Regions from separate parts of the Homo sapiens genome. Here region 2 is linked to region 1. The links are chromatin loops, found by intact Hi-C in ENCODE. Cell type or tissue: mammary epithelial cell. All regions are shown on one strand. Links, peaks and the distances in the headings refer to the core of each region. The heading gives the core; the rest is flanking DNA. Region 1 overlaps NPAS3 (neuronal PAS domain protein 3). Region 2 overlaps NPAS3 (neuronal PAS domain protein 3).

Region 1 (8,344 bases), core at 302-8,301:
ATCTTCATATAAGTAATCATCTCATCATATATAGATCAATCAGCCTTGTTAATGCTCTGATCTCAGCTCTCACTTTTCAATGCAGCCCTCGTGACTAGGAACTATTTTCTTTGTAATTTGAGGTTTTGATTTAGTGGTCACATTAGTCTTGTCAGTTTGTAGCAGCATACCATGATGTTATTCATAACCAGTGATAGTATTATCTGCTATAAAGTTGCACTGTAAATCAGGAATAGTTGTCAACTTAAATATTTATGCATGTCTAGGGAAAGTAATTGTTAGGCAGACACCCTTTGCTGTAAAACACCAACACCCCAGTTCTGATGTGTTCGGAAAAAGAAAGAAATAAAAATTAAAAAAAAAAAAAAAAAAAAAAACGAGAGAGATGGAGCAAGAGGGCAAGAGACTGTGTAAAGTTAGCAGCACTGCTAAAATATTAGGATTAGAAGTTATTCGGATGTGTCAAAAAGCATCTTTGTTCTGTGGGTTAAGCAGTAAGCTCTCGGAGTTTGCCATTTGAGAGCTCCTTTGTGAGTTGGCTTTTTGGTCTTTGCTGTCACTGGTTCTGAAGGTTGAAGAGAAGAGCAGTGTCAGAAAGCTGATTGGTAGCACAGAATTTTCTGAGACAATCTGAATCACATATTCAGCTACTTTGCCACAGTGGATTAAGATGATCTAAAGGGGCTTTGTGAGCTCGATAAAAATCAGGCAGGAGAGTGTATGCTGGGAGAAATTCTACCCTTTTTGTCCTTCCAAGTTAATTGTTAAAGTTTTCTCTCTGCTGTCTGTAGAATTTTTCAAGCTCAAGTCCATTGTTTTTAAATAATGTATGTAAATTTTTGAAAACATGCAAATTGGGGAGAAGATTTTTTTTTTAACCTAAAGACTGCTTGTCTTGTCATTTCTCTTGTATATGATTGGTTCTGTCAAGTCTGACAAAGCTTTATTTAATTTCCACTCGAGATACTTGATCTTTATGATGTATTTTCTGCTTCATGCAAATTTATCACAAGACTAAAAGGTGAAAGAAAAAGTAGTGGCTTTCTTGTGTGGCTTTCTTGTGTCACTCGCTCTTCTTTAGTGGCATTGAAGACTTTCTTGTACCAATTCTATTAAAAATTATACATGAGTTCATAATATTTGCATAATTTATTAACACACTGATCAAAATGTGCCTTTTGCCATTGAAAATGTGAACATACTCCTTGAATATTGACTAAAATCTCATAACTTTTGGCAAACGAGCCATGAAACATATGTTCAGAAGTATGGCATGCAAAAGTAAATGGCATGAAATACCTTTATTTATATATTTATATTTTTGGCAGGGGCACTACACACATTTTGAACCCAAACTTGAAGCGTTAGAGTTATGCCTGTGTAGTGAGCAACACAGCACATTGCCTTTCTCATTTGGCCAGCCATTGGGTATGATGACACAAGTCAGAACCATGCCTTGGGATTTTCCTAGTGTCCTTCCCTTATCCTCAGCATAAGTCACATATCTGTTTTCATTTTCTTCACAGCATCACTTTGAGGTAGGTTTAGGAGAGGTAGTGTCATCTTTATTTCATACATGAGGACACTGAGGAATGAGCATTAGGTATCTTGCCAGAGGTCACAGAGCTAGGTACACAGATACAAGCGGAACCCGGGGCTTCTCCATCCCAGCCTAGGGTTCTGTTAGATACTGCCGTTTTTGCATCATGGATTTAAGTAACCAGATTTAGTTCCATGTTTTCTTTAAAAAAAGAAAATGCTAATCAAGAATAAAGATGAGGCCGGATGTGGTGGCTCATGCCTGTAATCCCAGCACTTTGAGAGGCAGAGGCGGGCGGATCACAAGGTCAGGGGTTTGAGACCAGCCTCACCAACATGGTGAAACCTCGTCTTTACTAAAAATACAAAATTTATCCAGGTGTGGTGGCGGGCACCTGTAATCCCAGCTACTTGGGAGGCTGAGGCAGGAGAATCGCTTGAAACCGGAAGGTGGAGGTTGCAATGAGCTGAGATTGCACCACCACACTCCAGCCTGGGCAACAAGAGTGAAACTCCATCTCAAAAAAAAAAAAAAAGAAAGAAAGAAAAAAGATGAGCGAATAGGACAAAACCACAATGACTAAGAACTGAGAAATGTCGAGAGTTGGTAAGTGCCTGAAATGGAAAGGGTGGATTTCTAAGGGCAGTTGTTCAGGGTACCTGATACTTAGTTCCTCAAAATCACCAAAAACTCTGTGAAGCTGCAGGTTCCTGGTTCCACTCTTGACTACTAAATGATATCCTCTGGGGGTGGGATTCCAGAATTGCATATTAACAAGCACAACAGATTTTCCTTGAGTACATTAAAGTCCACAGGCTCTGTGTAGTAATACCTAATTCATCAAAATAAAGGAAAATCTGTAATCAATGAAATATGGTCTAATAGCATTTTAGAGCATAATAAGAATGATAGAGTTACTGTCTCTGGTTTGCATTGGATTATTTAAAGCAATAGCTAAATTATCTCTAAATAGACAGATTAAGTATCTGCATAAAAGCAGCTCTAGGAAAACGATTCACTGAAGCCCTGTACCCTCCAAGAGCATGTGTTCCTAAGGCTTTACAGCAGAGAGGAGCTGCCTCTGGTGGGTTGCCTTCCAGCCTGGCAAAATGGAGCTGCCACTTGACCGAGTAATTCAAGGACTCTCTCTGTCACAGTGCTTCTGAGCTTGCTGCCATGGTCTTGTCATCCTGTGTGCCTAATGATAATCACACATTTGAGTGTCAATTTTGACAATTCAAAAATGAGAAGAGCTAGAGCACCTCTGTGGTTTCATCTAGGCCCAAGCCATGAAGCACTACATGAGTGCATGCGTCTCACATGTTCCTTCAACAGACCTTCATTGAGGGCCGTCACACCATGGGAGCTGGAAGCACAGCAGTAATGAAGAAAGAGAAGTTAATGCCTCTTGAAATGTATGTCTTTGCAAGGGGAGCTAGGTCAAAAGATAATTATATATGTGCTTAGTGCCGTGGATGAAAGGTGCAAGTGCTGTTAGAGCATCTAACAGGAAAAGTTAATCTAGTCTTGGGGTTCTCTGAGAAAACGAGGGGTCTGCTGAGGCCTGAAGGACAGGCAGAATTTAGCCAGGCAAAATTGGGACTGGAAGGCCATCCTGATTTTCCATTTATTAAAAAGGAAGGAGGGAAGGGATGTGACAAAAATACCTAGGCTATGTTCATTGTTTTACTCATCATATATGGAACATGATATCATATGTACAAAGGAGTAGGGGAAATGCCATCTATAAGAATAATCCATTACACTTAGCTTAACCTTTTCTTACATTTTCTTAAATTTATTTAAGACCCATTTTCTCTCCAGCCTTAGAATGTGTGTATATTTGCCATTATTTTATCTAGTAAATGGATGTCTGCGTAGATGACTGGTCAATCAATTGATCAAAATAATGTAGTCATAGTTCTGCCTCCTAGTATCTATATAATTCATAACATATATGAGTAACGATGAAATTATAGAAATAAGATTCATGCACTCATGTGATCTCATAGTCCTTCATGGCTTGGGCCTGGATAAAACATAGGTATCTTACCACAGCAGTGCTCTAGCTCTTTTTGTTTTCAAATTGTCCAAGTTGAATAGTCCATCAAAACTGTGTTCCCTTCTTACCAGATGTCTCCTGGAACAACTTTGAAAATGCCTTTGTTTGTGGTCTTTGGTGCCTGTGAGCTAGCAGGGCAGTACTCATTGCCACTTAACCATTTGCTCACACGTTAGCAATTCTTCAGCACTCACGAAGAGATTTGAGTGGGTCCTTATTTATAACATTTTTTTTTTACCTCTGTGGATCCAGAAACTCCCCCAGAGGTATAGAGTAATCAGCAGCAATGACTCAGGCAGCAAAGATTATTGTTCATGTGCCTACATTGTGGTAGCAACAAGGAGATAGTGTTTCACAGTAGGAGCTGTCTTGTAGTATCAGCTGTCCTTGAAGTAATGGGTTTCAATACTTTTGAAACAAAAGTGCTGTTGATCAAAATGATGTGAAAGTCAGGTATATTATTTTCTCATGGAAGCAATGTTTATGTCCTTAGGCTCAACTGTGTGATATGAATGACCACACACTAACTTGCTTAATGAACTAGATAGTCTAAGTATCCTCAGAGCATAAATCCTTCCAGAATGCACCAAATGGCATAGCACAGTAAGCAATTTCATACACTTACTCAGTTTATTACATCTTCTTACTCTCTCTCTCTCTCTCTCTCTATATATATATATATATAGCCACATGATGAAGAAACACCTGTATCATCATGAAAAGAAGGCTTCTTTAGTAATATTTTTGACCAGCATCTTCGAAGTGTATTAGGATCACTTGATCACTCTTTGATATACTTATGCTGCCTTCTGTTTCTTACTGTATTGTCCCCATAGCAAACAAAAGCGGTTATGATCTAGTTGTTAGTCATTCTGTTGTATTTAGAAATGGCAGGTCTTTATTCTTTCCTGAACTATCATCTCATTAACACCAATTGTTTCACCTTGAACCAATTTGATTTTAAATGCATGAAACAACTGCTATTTACACTGAAATTTTTACCCTCTGACTCGGCATCACTTTGTTATTTCACAATGTCAAGGATGCCTCCCAGTTGTGGCTTAAGTAGTAGCCAGATTTGAAGCATTCAGGGGTGACTCAGTCCTGAATCACAAAATCTCCCACCATTCCATCCCAGGTCACATCTTGCATGTTCCCGTATATAGTTGGTTTCAGCTGCTTTTTCCTTCCATTGATAATATTTTTAATTCTAGAGCTCATATACTCAGATAAACATGTAAACCTATAGATACATAGTCACTCAAATGGCAGGCCCATTGTATAGAACATCTTACTAACTCTTGAAATTACCTCGAAAAATAATTGCCCATCTTCATAACAAAGATGGATTTGTTAATTTATAGTCACTGAACACCCTTCCTTGGTGATAACCTATTTAACCTCCCCTGCTACCCTTTCTTCTCTCTCACCCCTCTCCGTTTGATTTTGCCCCCAGGTTACAAGAAAGGCTTAGAACTCTGTAAAGCAGAGAAGGGAACAGATCGAGACTAGCAGCCTGTGGGACCCTTTTGCTGAACCCACCAGGAAGCAAAGTTACTGAGATGAATTTATCTATAAGGGGCTGTCTGCCCACTACAGGAACAGAAGCTGCTATCATGGGTGTGACCAGCTTTGTGTTGTGAATGTAAATCATTCCATTTCAAATTGCTACAAGCTGACTTTAGGTCCATTGAAAACTTAGGTCCAAATAATAGTCCTGCATATACACAAAAGTATAGTCTTCCAATTGTGTCACTTTTTGAAAATAACTTGGGCATGTACCATTTACATCCCTAACCTATTTAATGTTTTAAAACATTTTTCACAGAAAACTTGTTTAACATTAAACTCCTAGAAAGGAAGGCTTTATGGAAATCTAAGAAAAAGTGTCTAAAAATAATCTTTGAAGGCCCAATTTATAGAATTCCAAGTCAATATAAACATACATTTTCTGCTTGCTAATGAACTGCCATAGTTTGGCTTACAGGGACAGCACAAAAAGTATTTCTATCCTCTGGACTGGCATAGAGTTGAACACATCCCAGTGCGTGTGTGAAGCCAGGCTCAGAGGGCAGTGATGTCCTCACATCTCTCCCCTGGGTATGGGAAGACAGCCTGCTCTCCTTTTTAGTGGTCGTTTGGCTAAACCACTGTCATTTAGCCTCATAGTCCATCATCACCAGTGAAGCCCTCCAGAATCTCACTTGCCATTGTCTCTATTCTAAATTTACTCTAGTTTGTCAATGTCCCATTGGTGCTGAGGAGCACAGTGTGGCCTTGTGCTGCCCCCCAGAATTCTAGATGAACAGCAGCGAATTGTGAGGGTCCTTGCCTTGCAGTTTTCCTCTGTTGAGGAACTCATCCTGTGAAAGTACCCGTTTCCCAAGAACTTACCATTGGGAGGTAGAGGGAAGCACCCTATACAGGCAATAACTCAAATTTGAGTTCATTCTAACCAAAACTGGCCTTTGTTTCCATTCTTTAAAGGAACCCACAATGCCCTATAGGTTATGTATTCATTCAAATGACAATCCCAGTATACAAAACTTGATTGTCTCTCTGTCCATGCACCTCCTGTCCTAAATGAAGTGGACAGTTAACACCTGTTCTCAAATACTCACATGGGGCTGTTTAACTGAAATAAGGCACTTACAGCAGCTGGCCAGATGTCTTCACCTCAAAAAGACGGTTTCACCCTGCCCGTTGACAAAACTGGCTCAAGAGACATGACGCTGGAAACCAGCATAGTTACACCATCGAGGGTTGCACAGGGCTGAAAGCCCTTCAAAATCTGACTTAGTATGTCTGGGATGCCAACAGTACGGTACTGTAACAAATGTATAAAAGATGCTATTCCCATCTCATGTCACAAAATGGACACTTACTTTTATTGTAGAACTCGGCTATTAATATTTTATCATAGATTGTTTTATATACTCCATTGTAAGTTGGTTATTGTGTCGGATGCATACTTTGAAACTTAACTTTTTTAGTTCCTACATAAGGAAGGCTTCATGAGGTGGAAGAAGTGAGCTGAATTTTACTAATTTGGTAAGCAATAAGAAGGAAGAAAGGCCAAAAAGGAGAATAGGCAGGGAAGGGGAATAGGGTATGAAGAAGACAAGCTAAATCAGAAAACTCTAAGAAACAGACTGCATATAATAAAGGAAATGATGAATACAGCACTGGGGATGACAACAGAAATAATGAAGTCATCACAGTGGGTTGGCTGCAGAGAGAGAAACCAAGTTTGACCAGAGTGGTTGTAGTGTGGAAGGCAGGAAGGGCCAGGGAAGAGGTCTTTAAAGAATATATTTTCTGGCAAAGGTCAAGCCACCCAACCAATAGCTTTCAGACTTTAACAGGAGAGGAATATCCTGGGATTCCTGTTTAGAATACAGATTCCCTGGCCCCGTCCCAGGACAGTCTGATTTAGTGCCTTAAATGGGACCAGGAGGATGTGTTTTTAAGAAGGTCGACTGATTCTGCATTTTGTACAGACACAGGCAATACTCAGACCTCACTTCGAGAAAACTCTATAAGGAAAGCAAAGAAAATCTTGCGCATTGTAACAGCAGCAACTTATTAGAAGAGAACAGAGGTTGCTTGTAGGTAAGGAATATGCTACCTTAACGCAAGCAGGAAACAAGGCAGATTGACATAGAATTATTGCTGCACAGACAGACAGGATGTTTGAGATGCTGCAGGGATAGTGGGGCAAGAGAAAAGATTTCTTAAGTTTATTTCCCAGATGTAAATCAGCCTTTGCCCTTTGTAGCTAGAGACATCCCTCACCCCAATTGAAGAAAAAAAAACCCTCAAAGAAACCTATGAAAATAATTAAGCATGATAATTCTGGATTATCCTTAATTAGAGGGAAGCTCTAGTGAGCTCCGAGCTTTGGAGGGTCATCATACATTTGTTGCAAGTGATCTGTCACTGTTCCACGTGCACATTATTCATCCCTTCACCTCTGATCTTCCCCTCCTCTGAGCACAGCCCTCTGCAAGGACCCTGCACTTAGGCTGCAGAATAAAAGACATCCCCTCACACAGCTCCTGCTGCCACTGTAGATGACATGTCTCTTCTGGGGGCTCTAAGATGGAGAAAATCTTTTCCTCTCTCTCTCTCTCTCTCTCTCATTCTGTGCTGACTCCTTGGTGCCAGGCCCATGCCTCTGCCAGGAGCAGCAGCCTATCTCTCGTGGTGAGCCCCTCAAAGGACTTGGGTCCTTGTTGCAGGAGCAGGAGCAGGACCCAGGCCAGAACCGACAGACTTGAAGCAGTTCTGATGCCCATTGTAGGTCTGAGGATTCCAGCCACATGGAACAAGAAGAGGGAAAGCAAGGGAGGAAGGAAGGGAGGCTTGGCAAGAGAAAAGGAAAAAGCCAGATCAAACACAAAGGGAAGAAAGGAGCCAGACAAAGACTGCGGTCATCCCCTCTTCTTCTAAGAAAGACAGGTCAACAACCATCTCTCTGCCTCTTTGAGACTTTGTTCACAAGGCCCGTGCAGAAATCATCACACCTCCTACAACTTAGGCTGTGAAGCCTTTTTCGCGCCATGCAGTGCCATCTTCCTTTCTCCCGCCAAAGTGCTGCACTCTGCCTTTGTACGGGGACGTGCCACTCTGCATCAGTTAGTTGGTTGTATGTCCACTTTTCAGTTAGCACAGATCTGTCTTCTTCCTGGTACCCCGATCATACATAGGACATCACTGTTCATAGGCTAGGTGGGTAATAA
Region 2 (8,344 bases), core at 104-8,103, 100 kb before region 1:
GTCGCCCCTCAAGCTCCTCCAGGTTCAGGGATGCAGTCCTTTCAGCCGTTTCCTATTAGTCTTGTTTTTCAATCATCTCATCATTTTTTTTCAGTTCCCTTTTGAGCCCTTTCTAAGTTCTTCTTTCAATAAAGTGGCAATCCCCAGAACTGAATTTACTTGAGATCTAAACAGTGCCAGATAAGAAGAAAAATTAACTTAGGATTCTAAAATCAAATGTCCATGGCTTCCACTTTACAGGCATTTAAGTAAAAAATATTGAGTTGATCACTTGCCCCGTGTAAACAAAGAACTGGATGGTACACGTTTGCCTGAGTGCGCACGCACATGATGGGAGGGAGGTGCTGGCCTTCTGCAGGGCCACAGAGAGCAAGAGATACTCTCACAGACACTGTGACCACTGCTTGCCAAGCATGAGGCAGCCAGCAGCCTTGAAGTCACTCACAGGCCTCAGTGCGTGGGTGTTATTTGAAGGTAGACAGAACTGGACTTGGGAAAAATTGTCAAGGGGATGAAAGGCTTTAGCATCAGGTGTTTTCTTTTCTCCTTCCCCATCACCCCCAGACATGCCCTCCTGTCCCCATGATGATGAACGTGCAGGCCAGTGCTTTGTGCTTGGAGGGCACAGTTGCTAAGGGAACGCATGCTGATGAAAAGAGAACCTTGCCAAGTGTTCATTTCCTCCTTCCCTCATCTCTTTCTGTGTTCTCATGACCCAGCTCTCATCTGAAACACAAACTGAGTTTGAGGAAGCTTAGGAACAGTCTCCCCTCTAGCCCACACCCATTTTCATCTGCTTCCAGTTATATATGAAGAGGGGACAGTGGAAATAATCCAGAATCAGTATAAACCCATTATACTGCTAGTATGTTTAAGTAGAAACTTAGCAATAGAAGTATGTTGCTATTGCTATCTTTACTGTTTTAGTACCTAGAACCTTCCCATTCTTTCTTCACATTCTTTATAGATTTTATATCAGTCCATTACACTTTGGCCTGAAGGAGTGTTCAAATACAACTGATTTTTCTGGGACTACTAGATGTCTGTTTCCAGTATTTGGGGGGCATAGAAGAATTCCTTGAGGGAAAGAGTGGCCCAGGAGTCACCCTTTGTAAAACACTGCACCCACAGAATGGGATCTACCCAGTGGATTATGATCCACCAAGGTTTGGCTTAAACCACACTTAGCTGACTGTCAAGTCCAGCCACCTCCTCTAGGTTGGCTTCATCTCAATCAGAGAGGACAACAATCATCTTCTTGTCCCACCTCTGCTTTGAACATCACCTTGAGCACTATCATTCTGCTCTATGTCTCAGGGAATTCAAACCTACAGGGGAGTGAGTGGCAGCTGTTTGATATCAAAAACTCAAGAATCTCTGCCATGAAAGAATGGGGTCCAAGTCAATTGCACTACATGCTGCATGGCAGCCTGAATTTCAGTTCCCAGCTGTGTGATCTCACTTTCTTCATCTCAGACAGGTATGGCAAAGTGCATATATATATATATATATATATATATATATATATATATATATATATATATATATATCTATATCAGGAATAGGTGCTGAGGATTGAGTGGGTTAGTTCATGTAGAGTCCTTCTCCCAGGGTCTGGCACAGAGACCACCTCCATAAATGCTATCTGTCACTGTTAATATTATTATTAAAATCTTTTTATGATTTGGGGTCTATTTATTTATATTTAGAGACAGGGTCTCACTCTGTCACCCAGGCTGAAGTGCCGTGGCACCATCATAGCTTGCTGCAGCCTTGAACTCCTGGGCTCAAGCATTCCTCGTACCTTGGCCTCCCAAAGCACTGGGATTATAGGCATGAGCCACTGCACCCAGCTCTGGTGAATATTTAATACACATACATATATATGTGTGCCATAGACTAAATTGTGCCCCCACCACCAATTTATATATTTAAGCCCAAATTCCCAATGTGACAGTGTTTGGAGATTTTAGGAGGTAATTAAGGTTAAATGAGATTTTAGGGATAAGGTCTTGATCCAGTAGGGTTTGTGGTCTTATCAGAAGACGAAGACAGAGAGAGCGCTCTCACTATGTCTGTCTCCCACCATGCACACACATCAAGGAAAGGCCATGTGAGGACACAGCAAAAAAGGTGAGCCACACCCTTCCACAATCTAGGAAGAGAGACCTCACCAAAACTGAACCCTACAGGCACCTTGACTGTGGACTTCCTGGGCTTCAGGCCTGTGACAGAATAAGTTTCTGTTGTTTAAGTCACCCAATCTGTGGTATTTTTTTATGGCAGCCCGGGCCCACTAAGACAACATATGCATGTATGTGTTTATGTGTGTGTATTATATATATATATATATATATATGTATATATAATATATATGTGTATATATATATTATATATATGTGTATATATAATATATATATGTATGTATGTATGTATATATTGTGGTATGTGTATATAGATCCTAGAATAGTTCTTATTTTAAAATGGTCATGCTTATAAAAATCATTTTTCTCCTATGTCTCTGTTTGATTCTTTTCATCTTCTCATTGACATTAATGTTCTGCCCAAGTGTCCCACCCTGTATTTCCTTAATTTGTCTCTTTCCATTAATTTCTGCAATCCCTGAAGTAAACAAAGTCTTTCTCTCCCTTAAAATTGTTTGTCTCCAAACTTGTTTTTTTGAGTTGTAAAGGGAAATATTTTTGACTATGATGAAACCTTATCTCAGACATGACTATTGAGTTTTTTTCTTGCTGTAACATTAGTCTCCTGTCTCCTATGTAACACATTTAGTTTAACTGCCCTTAGTAGATTATCCTACACTTCCAAGTGTATTTTTCTCCTTACGAGTAGATAAAACCCACAATTACTAGCAGACATTCTTCCTAAATCAGGGTCCCAAGTCAAGTAATAGTCATCATGGGCACCATTTATTATATACCTGCTGTACGATGACACTTTTACGTGTGTTAACTCCAATCATCTCAACAACTCTATTGACTGAAATGAATAATATATAGATGTTGTTCTTTACATTTTCCTATGAGAAAACAGTGAAGTTGTTAAGTCAGAATTCTAGCTCAGGTCTATTTGAGTTCAAAGCTCGTGTGTCCTTTTGCATTACAGCCTGCTGCCTCTTGAAATGTTTGAAGTGTTCCCATTTCAAAGCTGAACATGGAACTTGTTCAGCTCTGGCCACATAGGCTCTTTAGCATCACTGAAGGAATTGAGAAAACAAGGCCATAGATTGTTCCATCTTCTCTATCATTGTCTCATTTTAGAGTCCCTCTGAATCTGACCAGGGACTTTCTGATAGAGTCATGGTTTTCATGGTGAAGAAAACTAGAGGGTGCGGTCAAGAGAGGTCACTGTATAGTGCCAGATCTGTGAGCCATAAGATATGGCCTCTGGCAGTGTATCTCCCTTGCTGAGGATTTTTTCAAGAGCTGAAGCAAGTCCATTCCTGCTGAAAGCCACAGAATGTGCTCCTTAGCAATGATCGCAGTCAAGGGAACCTGCTCTCAGAAGTAGTTCATCTGCCTGATGCATCTCTTCTTCATTCCTCAATCCTCTTCTTCTGGGGGCTCCTGTTAAGGCCTTCTGACTCTAGAAGCCTCCTCTGCCACACCTCTTAGTGAGGCCAGGAGTCTACCTCTATAGCATAGAAACCCCTGCCTGTTTTCTGGTGCTTTACCTAGGGCTGGAACGATATCCAGATTCCCATTTTTGTGAGAACCCTGGAAAGACCCTAGGCAGAGATATGAAAGAATCCATTCTCTTTAAACTACTCTGGCTGCTTACTGCATCTGCAATCCTGTTGTCGATTGACTTATGCAGAAAAGTGGTGAGAAGAGTCCTAATATTTCAGCCCATGTCCTCCAACACCGCAACACTTCCTCTACCAGGCATCACCCTGTAGCTAAGTGTTTAAGCCTATGAATAATCCGTTCAAACTTCCTAATATACTATAAGGGGCATTAGTAATAAGTTTCTTCCAATCACTTGCTGGATAACTCCCTACATCTACCATTTCCTTGTGTGTGTTCTAGTAAGCCAAAAGATTTCAGCCTTGAAGAAGCAAGCATAAATGATTTGTGGCAGATCCTGTAGGTTTTACTCTGTATAGTAAGCTATGTGGGACAGGGATTTTTATCCTGCTCAATATGTTGATTTTATGTGATAGTTTTGAAAATTTTAATTGTGATGACATAGTTATCACTAGGGGCCCCAATATAAAGACTTGCCTTTTGAAAACTGTGAAGGAATGGATTTCTTTGCTCATTGCCTGTGAGGATACGTTACTTGCACCTTGCTGAGCTTACGAGAAAGAGCTGAGCTTGTTGCATTATACAGTATTGAGATTAATGCTAGTCACTAGCTCATGTGAAATTAAGGATGTTGATAAACTGCAGACCTATGTCTACGTCTAGTACATTAGGCCTGCCTTGTGGGTCATGTCTGTGTGCTGTTTAGGAAAAGGCAAAATAATATTGGCTAACACTTTCATGAAAGGCTCCTGTCGTGGCAGGAAAGGAGTCAGAAAGGTAAAAATCTAGTGGAGAGGAGCAGCAAATGTCTTAAGCAAGTATAGTTAACCTGTAATGAGAGTAGAAGGCACATACAGAAAATGATAAAGACTTAAGGTTGTGTTTGTAAAACCCTTAATATATTTTTATTTGCTTTGGGATACAAGTCTTCCATTTGGTCTCAAAGGCCAGTTTGAGTCTTTAAGGACTCAGTCCTTTAGGGGAAGTCACTTTTCAGGCTGTGACACATTTAAGTAGAAATTAAAGTAGGTCATCCTGCTACTAAAGCACAACCCCCAAGCAAGACAATAAAACAAATCTGACTTGTTGGGAAGGGTCAAGGCTAGAATGAGCAAATCTCATTGGAGGCAAAAAGAGTCTATCCCCAATATTCAACCCTATGAAATTTACACTAGCCAACACAAATTCAGAGCCATTCTTGGTCTTCAAAATTTGTCAGTAATCATTATACACCCCCTGAGTCAGATGTATAAATGAATTCAGAGTTGGTTCACTGCCCTGGGTTCACATACAAATACATTTAGAGTAGGATTTACGGGAACATTGGCTGCGAAGTACGGTCCACGCTCTCCCTGCAGCCATCAGCCCCTCTTTCACTAAATGGATGAATGCAAAATGCAAACCAAAAGATGAAAGGAAAAGTGAAGAAGAAACAGAAGAAAAGTATGAAAAGGGAACTAAAATAAGAACATAGAAGGGGCACAAAGACAGCTGGTCCCAAACCTGTGCACTGTCGTTTTCCAGGCTATACCATCTGACATTGTACTTCCTCACTTTTTCAGGCTACTGTCATTTGTCAGGGAGGTTGCTATTTACTTAGAATCTAAGTTAGGTCTAAGCAACAGTTGTCAGGGGGATTCATTCTTCTTAAATTATTGGGACTTCATTCAAAATATCCTACAAGTTTGTATAAGAGTCTGTGGAAATTTTCTCAACTGTGAAGTTGATCATCTTGTAGTCTTCTGATTCTAGACTAAGATAACTACTACTGTAGTAATGAAAGTAAGTATTAGTTCATGTGCCCAGCTCTTAAAAGAAATCAGGCGGAGGGCCAAGTGAAAAAATAATACTTGGAAATTAATCAGTATCTTTATCCCTTCATGCAATCGTTGTTGGGAATTCGGATGCCTTTGACATCGAACATTGAGAAAGACTAAGTAAGAGGTGACAGCTGTGGCTGAACGTATTATTGCTATATATGGTTGAGGCCACTTTAGTCTACAATTAGTCTACAATTCTGCATGCTAATTTTAATAAGGCTAATAGTCATTGAGATGTAGACCGTCATTCATCAAATGTAGTGAATGGTGGAATATATCCATTTTTAAATTATTTTTGTTCTAACACATCTTCAGCTATTTAAGACAAAAGAGTGGGTAAATAATCATTGTGCACATTAGAATTATACTGAGATTATCGATTCAAGGTTTCTAGTGAGTGGATTATCAATATGACCAACTCCAGATTTCTTTTGGAATTACTTTCGATGAGCACATCAGTGTATTTGAATAGATCATGCATAACCTAGATTATTGGTACAGCAAATCCCTTGTAGGATGTGTAATGCTATGGCTGTTATACAACTTCAGTAAACCACATTGTTCTAATTCACTGAAAGCAGTTTACCCAGCGATTACTCAGGTGTGTTAGGTGATAAGGGCTCTGTAGCAAAAGTAGATTGTTTTGTGGCAATCTATTCCAAATAGCCCAATTCAAAATGCACACTAAGTTATACCTTCCCAGCAGGCTAACACTCTGTGCTGCTTAGGAAAAAGCAGAATGACAAGGTCTGCCCTTTGTTGGCTGAGATGCCAGCTACTGACCTCTGACTTCACCTAAAGAACCTAAGAAAGGGAGAGATCACATGTGTTGATAGCACTCTGGAACAGAGGGAAAGGAAAGGCTTTATCTGGACAAAAGCTATTGACACTTTCTTCTGCCCTGGGACATGTATATGGTAGCATTATTAGCTCCAACAAATGTTTCATCCCCAGTTAGTAATTACAGGAGCATATGTGAACATGTTTATATTTATTTATAACCAAATGTCCAGGCATCTCAAAATATATAGAACAAATCTGTGTCTGAAAAAAATGACCATCCAGTGACAATTCATGTACTAGATATAATTTGCTTTTTGATACCCACAATCTATTACTTGCATAAAACCTTTCACTTCAAGACAGCACTGAATTACACCTTTTCAAATATTTTTTAAACAAATTTGAGCACCTATTTTATTTTACTTTTGAGACGGGGTCTCACTCTATCACTCAGGTTGGAGTGCAGTGGCACAATCTCGGCTCACTGCAAACCCTGCCTTCCAGGTTTAAGCGTTCCTCCCACCCGAGTCTCCTGAGTAGCTGGGACCACAGGCATGTGGCACCAGAGCCGGCTACATTTTTTTGTATTTTTGATAGAGACAAGGCTTCATCATGTTGCCAGGCTGGTCTCAAACTCCTGAGCTCAAGCGATTCGCCTGCCTCGGCCTTCTAATGTGCTAGGATTACAGGCTGAGTGCCTATTTTAAAGAAAAAAACAATCACAGTGATTATTTGATACATCAATCAGATGGCTAAAACAGAAGATATGTGAGTCTATTATCTTTTGCTGTCTGATATGATAGGTCAGAAAGGCACAGAGATGGTCAGCACAGTGGTTTCCATGGTTTAGTTACATTCCTTGCCTTATTCAAATCACCTTAATATATCTGCGTTTACCTTCAAGGCAGTCACTTTAGACATTATTTTCATATTTTAGTTAGTTATACTTACCTTCTTCATAGACAACTTCATTCCCATGATTCCTGTTAAAACTCATTGAGATTTCGGTGTAATCACCTTTTGATCTTGCAAATTCAAGTAATGAATGGCCAATCCCTCTTCAGTGATAGCACTGAATTCATTTCCAGCCAGAATAGTCATCGAAGTACAATCAGAAAGAGGAAGAAAATTCCAGTTTCTCTTTTCACTTTTTAAAAAACAAACAACAAAAGATTCACTTTAGGAAGCCAGTGGAAAATACCAGAATTTGATTTTCTTCTTTACTAAATCATTCCACAAGATTACCAACACCAAAAACCCCATATCTCAGCTCAGTCCTTTCATTCTGTTCCTCAATTAGACCACAGAGAAGCCAGGATCAATACAGCCAAGCACCACTGTTGTTTTCTTTTGTTATTTGGGGTTTGTTTTGTTTTGTTTGAGACGAGGTCTTACTATGTTGTTCAGGCTGGCCTCGAACTCCTGGGCTCACACGATTCTCCTGCCTCAGCCTCCCTAATAAGCATTACTGCTTTTAATTGTATAAATTAAGACTGTCATTTAATGTACACTTAGCAAATTTGGTCCTAGCAAATTTCACAAGCTGAATTGTTCTACTTTGAAGGATGCCATCAAGAGCGTCACTGATGAAGATTTCTTACGATATTAGTTGTTATGTTCTGGATATAAGCAAGTATGTTAGCAAACCATAAAAATCTATAATCTTTTTTACTTCTCATGTGTTACATAGTCTGGCACATGGGGATAAAAGCAGAAGCATTTCCATTTCTTTGGAGCCTTGAATAGGATAAGAGCTCTGTGGACAGGCAGCGTACGCTGGTCCTTCTCACCTAGACTCAGCAGCCAACTGTGAAATGAAAGAAGGTTAGCAAAGCAGCCGAGAGCCATAGCAAATGGTAAACCATGTTGTTTATCCACAGATCATTCAGGACCAGGTCTCAGGTCCATCAGAATAATTAACTTCCCTATAAATATGTATCTCTGCTTCATATGAAGCTAAATTCTGGAGCTAAG

The links. A loop is a pair of places that touch in the nucleus more often than their neighbours do. Peaks named below come from ENCODE experiments on the same cell type or tissue, not always from the same donor. Only the 100,000 strongest peaks of a DNase experiment are listed, where the experiment ranks them.
Region 2: it touches region 1 in a loop (11-fold over the local background); 2 of 110 quality-filtered maps call a loop at or near these places.

What each region holds. Positions count from the first base shown.
Region 1 is chr14:33,643,022-33,651,365 of GRCh38, forward strand. All of the region lies in intron 5 of NPAS3 (neuronal PAS domain protein 3), which reads left to right. Among named protein-coding and RNA genes, the nearest start is that of SNORA89, 62 kb to the right of the region's middle. In mammary epithelial cell, for the core only: no CTCF peak of the experiment used is centred there; DNase peaks (open chromatin) are centred at 3,920 and 4,670; H3K27ac peaks cover 2,016 bases.
Region 2 is chr14:33,542,453-33,550,796 of GRCh38, forward strand. All of the region lies in intron 4 of NPAS3 (neuronal PAS domain protein 3), which reads left to right. Among named protein-coding and RNA genes, the nearest start is that of SNORA89, 160 kb to the right of the region's middle. In mammary epithelial cell, for the core only: no CTCF peak of the experiment used is centred there; a DNase peak (open chromatin) is centred at 3,419.